Regions from separate parts of the Homo sapiens genome. Here region 1 is linked to region 2. The links are chromatin loops, found by intact Hi-C in ENCODE. Cell type or tissue: heart right ventricle. All regions are shown on one strand. Links, peaks and the distances in the headings refer to the core of each region. The heading gives the core; the rest is flanking DNA. Region 1 overlaps PCDH12 (protocadherin 12). Region 2 overlaps LOC107986454 (a long non-coding RNA gene).

The links. A loop is a pair of places that touch in the nucleus more often than their neighbours do. Peaks named below come from ENCODE experiments on the same cell type or tissue, not always from the same donor. Only the 100,000 strongest peaks of a DNase experiment are listed, where the experiment ranks them.
Region 1: a loop joins it to region 2, with 2.9 times the contacts of the local background. A loop is called at or near these places in 13 of 110 quality-filtered maps.

Annotation. Positions count from the first base shown.
Region 1 is chr5:141,949,772-141,952,679 of GRCh38, forward strand. It overlaps PCDH12 (protocadherin 12), which reads right to left. Exons shown (of 4, transcript NM_016580.4): 2 at 1,722-1,819. It also overlaps a transcript of RNF14 not described here. Among named protein-coding and RNA genes, the nearest start is that of PCDH12, 7.0 kb to the right of the region's middle. In heart right ventricle, for the core only: a CTCF peak has its summit at 1,677; no DNase peak of the experiment used is centred there; H3K4me3 peaks cover 1,197 bases; H3K27ac peaks cover 2,500 bases.
Region 2 is chr5:141,812,858-141,815,765 of GRCh38, forward strand. The region is part of intron 1 of LOC107986454 (a long non-coding RNA gene); the gene reads right to left. Among named protein-coding and RNA genes, the nearest start is that of PCDH1, 64 kb to the right of the region's middle. RefSeq lists an enhancer at 2,793-2,908. In heart right ventricle, for the core only: a CTCF peak has its summit at 1,398 (motif pointing left); a DNase peak (open chromatin) is centred at 1,374; H3K27ac peaks cover 2,500 bases.

The DNA of each region.
Region 1 (2,908 bases), core at 135-2,634, 140 kb after region 2:
GAGAGTAATAAATAACACCCACCTCACAGGGTGTTGTGAGGGTAAAATGAGACGTTGTAGGTAGAGGGGCCTACCACAGAGCCTGGCACATTGTAAGCACTCAGCAGACAGAAGTGAAGATGAGTTCATTGATATCATTCTCGTTGCCCCTCCCATGTCTAGGTATTGCCTGGCACACAGGAGGAGTTTAGTAAACCTCAGTGGAGCCAGTGCAGCCGTCCATCCGTCCGTAGGAGAAGGCTGGGATTTTTGCCTGTCTCATTGCCTGCTCCCTTACTGATGCTCAGAACAGGGCGTGGCACACAGTGGGTGCTGAATGAGTGACTGAACATTCCTTCCTCCCTACTTTAGGCCAAATCCTAGGCCAGAAGAGCAGACCTATGGAGGGTGCAGCCGGAGTGAGGCAGCCTAAAGCTGCTCAGAATCTGCTACCTGCACCCCAGTCTCCTGCTGTCTCCATCCTGGTCCCTCTCTCCCATAGACACTTGGGGACAGGCCTGGACCCTCATCCCAGCAGGTGGGAAGGCTACCTGAGGGGTTTTAAGGCGTAGGAGTCCTTCTGTTTGTTTGGTTTTGTTCCCCTGTAGCCATTTCTGCTGCTGTGAAGAAATGAGCAGGGAGGTGGCAAGTGTGTGGGTGATAATGACAACTAATGTTTTTGAGCAGTGAGTCTGAGTCAGGCCTTATGCGATGCAAGGTCCATGCACCGTCTTATTCAAACCTTCCACACCTGTAAGGGGTTCTCTTTAATCAACCCATTGTACAAATGAGAAAACCAAGACTTGTGAAGATTTTGCAGGTTGCCCAAGGTCCCCATAGATTAAGAGATAAAGCAAGACTTCAAATCCAGGCCAGTGTGACCCTGGAGTGTGTGGACTCACCCCTGCAGTACACTACCTCTCACCATCCTTGTAAAAAGAAGCTGTAAGTTGTCAGGGCAAGAGCACTGATGCAGGAGTCAGGAACTCTGAGAGCTGGTCCCAGCTTTGCCACTCACTTGTTACATGACCTTTAGCAAAATTGCTTCAAGGGGAAAGGAGTTAGCATTGTGTGTGCACCTACTATGTGTCAGTTGCTGGGCTATGGGCTTAGAATACAATTGATTATGAAATCCTCACCCCATTACCACAAGGGAAATGGGATGGGTTCTGTTTTACAGATGGGGAAACCAAGGTCCTGAGAGATTATCTCACTTGCTCAAGTTTACATAGCTGGTTTGAATCAAGCTACTCAGAGCCTCAGTTTCTCCATCCGTAACAAGAAGTTGGATTTGATGTTCTCTTAAGGTGTCTTCAATTCTAGGATTGCCCAAAGGGACACGCCCACACAGCCATGTCTTTAGTGGGGAGCCTTCATATTATGTTTATGGGTCAAGAGAAAGAGAGGTGACAGTTACAGATATAAAGGCAATTTACAGCACCTCTGTAATTGGGACAAATACAGTCTCAGGGATGAGGTCATTTCCTTGGTGACTACTGTATTGATGGTATTTATCAATACAGCTAGTTAGTCCTACAGGACTTCTAGGTCCTGTAAATACTATCAATACAGTCACCTCACGACCAAAACTCCCAGGGTGGGAGGATGGATGCTGTCTGCTGCACCCTCCCAGGGGACCGGTGTCTGACTTGTGCTCACCCTTCCTCACTCACAGAGGCTGCAGTGATGAGGGGCGGCCAGTAGGGGCCTTGAGATGCCTGTGGGGGCTACGTGCTGCTTACCTGCTGCCTCCTGGCTTGGCCAAGTACTTATTTCCTCGGTGGTTTGGTTTGGGCTGGAATTGGCCCTGATGCAGCAAGGACAGCAGCTGGGAGATTTGCTACAAGACAGGAAAAATCTGTTGACTCCACACAATTCCGACTCAGCACACTTCCTCGCCGGATGTTTCCCTCAATGCCGGTGCTTTCTTTTTATAGTCTTTCCTCTGGCTTCAGATGTTTGTGTGATCAGATGGGGGATGGTGCCCAGTGACAGAGACAGGGACCTGGGCGGGCAGGTCCCCTGCTCTGTCATGTCACCCCAGGACCTGAGTGTCTGAAGGAGAGCAAGAGGACCCTCTGGGCCTGTCCCCTCATACTCATTCCTCCGAGTGTCCTGCACCTGGTGGACTCTGAGAGATGGGGTGAAAAAGGCATTTCCTGACCATCAATTTGTTGTTACTTTGATGAAGATTATCTTAAAGAGTTATGTTCCCCTTTAGCAGTATTTGGACATTCGGCCAATTTTTGTTGACCAGATGTAAGACTATGTTGTAGAGAAGGCAAAATGGTGTCATTGAATTATTCATTTATTCATCTTTTCATTCATTCAACAAGTACTTAATAAGTGCCAGGCAGGGTGGTTGCTATGGGAGTAAGAAGGAGAAGGAGCCCCAGCTGCTGCCCTCAGCGTGGTCACATCTGTCAGGATGTGAAGGTTGCAGGCAGCCCCACAGGGAGGCTGGCTGGAGATCAGGGCAGCGAAGAGTGTTTACCACAGGGGTTGCCTCTGGGCATAGGGAAAGAATGGGGGCTCTGTGGGAGCAGAGGGCCCCTAACCCAACTTGGAGCAGGGAGGAAGCAGGGGGGTGGTACTGGATTAAGTTAATTCATTCATTTCAACAGATGTTACTGAGTTCATACCACATGCCAGGCACCTCTGCTGAGACCCAAAGGCTCCATAGGAGTTTGGCAAGTGGAAAGAGAATGAAGGTCTGGGCAAGGGGTGGGGAGGTTTTCAGGCAGAAGCACTGCACACTGAAAGGCTGGAAGAGAAGGTAGAGTTTCAGAAAGACTGGAGAATGGAGTAGGGGATGGGTGAGATATCACGGCCAGACCCTATAGGCCATTGGAAGGGAGAGGCAACAGATCAAGTCCTGGGAGGCGGAGTTCTAGTTCAAGGCCATTTGTAGCTTATTGTATAGCATTAG
Region 2 (2,908 bases), core at 318-2,817:
CTGCTACAGCCCTTACCAACCCTGCTATAGAAATATTGTCTTTCCTTCAGGCCCATATCAGGCACCACATCCAAGAAGCCCTCCCTGATAATCTCAACACATTGAATTTTCTTTTTTTTTCGTTTTCTATTTTTTTTTTTTTTTAAGATGGAGTCTCACCCTGTCGCCAGGCTGGAGTGCAGTGGTGCAGTCTCAGCTCACTGCAACCTCTGCCTCCTGGGTTCAAGTGATTCTCCCACCTCAGCCTCCCCAAGTAGCTGGGATTACAGGCACCCACCATCATGCCCGGCTAATTTTTGTATTTTTAGTTGAGGCAGGGTTTCACCATGTTGGCCAGGCTGGTCTCAAACTCCTGACCTCAGGTGATAACGCCTGCCTCGGCCTCCCAAAGTGCTGGGATTACAGGCGTGAGCCACCATGCCCAGCCCTCCTTCTTTTTTTTTTTTGACAAGGTCTCACTCCATCACCCTGGCTGGAGTGCAGAGGCATGATCATGGCCTACTGCAGCCTCGACCTCCTGGGCTCAAGCAATCCTCCCACCTCAGCCTCCCGAGCAGCTGGGACCACAGGCACGTGCCATCATGTCCAGCTAATTTTTAAATTTTTTTGTAGAGACAGGATCTCTCTATGTCACCCAGGCTGGTCTTGAATTCCTGGACCCAAACTATCCTCCTGCCTTGGCCTCCCAAAGTTCTAGGAGGTGTGAGCCACCATGCCCAGCCCAGATTGAATTTTTATTTTCTCCAGGACTGCTCGTCACTTTGCTTCTACCTCCATGCTAGTACTCAGCACCTTGGTTCACCTACTAACAATAGTTCCCTTTAGTGAGGGTTTCCTGTGTGCCAGATGCTGCAGCAAAGGCCTTAAGCATGCTTTCTCATTTAATCCTCCTCACAGCTCCCTGCATCTCCAGTACTATTATCATTTTACAGATAAGGAAACTGAGACACAAATTAAGTAACTTGCACAAGGTCACTCACCCAGTTAGAAATAGTAAAGTGAGGATTCAAGCCCAGGTTTTCCTGACTTCGGTGCATGTGTTTTAAGCCTCTGTTAGTGTCCATCTCCCCCATTAGATTCAAAATCGCTGGCAATGCCTAGCACAGTGCTGGCGAGTAGTAGGCACTTGAGAGCTGTTTTGAATTGGCTGGTGGTCTCTGGAAAGGTCTGCCTGGGCAGCTGAGAAGGAGGGACTGAATTGGCAGTGCCAGGGTGTTGAGTGCCCTCTAAAGGCCCTCAGGTTTTGCTGGGGCCTGGATGAGCTGGGCCAACCTCATGAAAGGCAAATGCCACTGAGGCTACATCTCAGCCACACTACCTTACTGGGCCACCTTGGGTCTCTGGACTGACCTGTCCCTCAACCCCATGGATGCTGGGCCATGGCCCCCCCTAGTGGCCAGAGGGTCATGGTAGCGGTGGTGTGGGATGGGAGTGAGGGCAGCTGGAGATCTCACAAACAGCCCAGTGGGCTTCCTTCCCTCTGAGCCCTATTCCTAGGTTCCAAGCTCTCTGAGGAATTGGAGCCAGATGCCTCAGGAAACTGTCATTGTGGAGCCTGGCCCCTAACCGAGGCCTAGAGAATGAAGCAAACCCCCTTTTTCCCCATTACTCCCCTCCACCCAGTAAGAGCCCCTTTCCCTCCTGCCCCATTTGAAATGAAGGGGGTAGTGTTGGCAGACAACTTCCATCACAGCCCGCCTCCCACCAGGGTTGATTCCACCCCCATCCCTGCCTTACATTCCACAGAAAAGGGTTTGAGGCTGAGGGTTGTCTGACAGGAAGCATCGCATGATGCTGCTTCCCACCCAGGTTAAGGTTTTGATCTGGAATCCAGGAGCTAGAGTCCCAGGGGGCTTACATCAGAGCTGCTCCCCGACCCCAGACACGCATACACCACCCGCCTCCCCCAGGAGGCACCTCAGCTTTGAAGGCAGGGCTCCTGACAGGCTGCCGTTCCCATGGCAACCCCATCCCAGGCTGCCCTACCCAGCACTTCCTTCCACCCCCCTTCCTCCACCCTGAACCCGCATCACCTTCATTCATAGAACAAGAGCTGCTTCACATTGGCAAAGTGGACACCCCTTCCCCCAGTTCTCTCCCTTTTTTTCTTCCTCTTCTTATTCAATGGAGAACCCAAAACCAGAGAGAGAGAAATGGATGGCAAGAGTAGGACTAAGGTGGATGAGGGGTAGGACAGGAATGGGAAGGAGCCATGGCTCAGTGCCTTCTGCCAACCTGTGGACCCCCCAACTCCAAGGCTCCAGTGTCTACTCTCATTCCCAGATCTGTCTCAGTTCATGGATCTGTGCCTCTCCCAGCTCTATCTCTGTGGAGATCCAAGACCTAGCCAGGCTGTCTGATGGCCTTATGGCTCCAAGCATAGCAGGGCCAGGTCCCAGCCTCCAGGCCCAGGTCTCCAGCCACCAGCCAAACTGTAGCTCAGAGGCCAGGTGCAACAACTGGGCTCTGGAACTCAGCCTAGGAGTACTGAGGCTGCTCCTGTCCCTAACTCTGGTGCCCCTCCAGCATAAGACACTACCTTGCAGAGGTCACTGGGGAGTGAGGGGACTCTAATTTACAGTAGGATTGTGGGAAGGGCTAGAGGGGAGTCTCAGACTCCAGCCCTGGTTAAACAATGCAACTTCTCCTGCTGGGAGAAGGAAACTTGGCTTTTGGACCATTGGCAGGTGCTGTTGGAAAGTCAGGACAGGCATCAATCCCATCTCTGCAGGAGGTGCTGAGCAATGGTCAGCAACTCAGCTTCAGAATCAACCAGCCTGGATTTGAATTATCATGCCCTAATTTATTCACTGTGTGATGCCTACCTTCTCCAAGACTTGCTTTCCATATATGAAAAATGGAGATAGTAATTATATATAGGTATATGACCAATATTTATAAGCTCTAC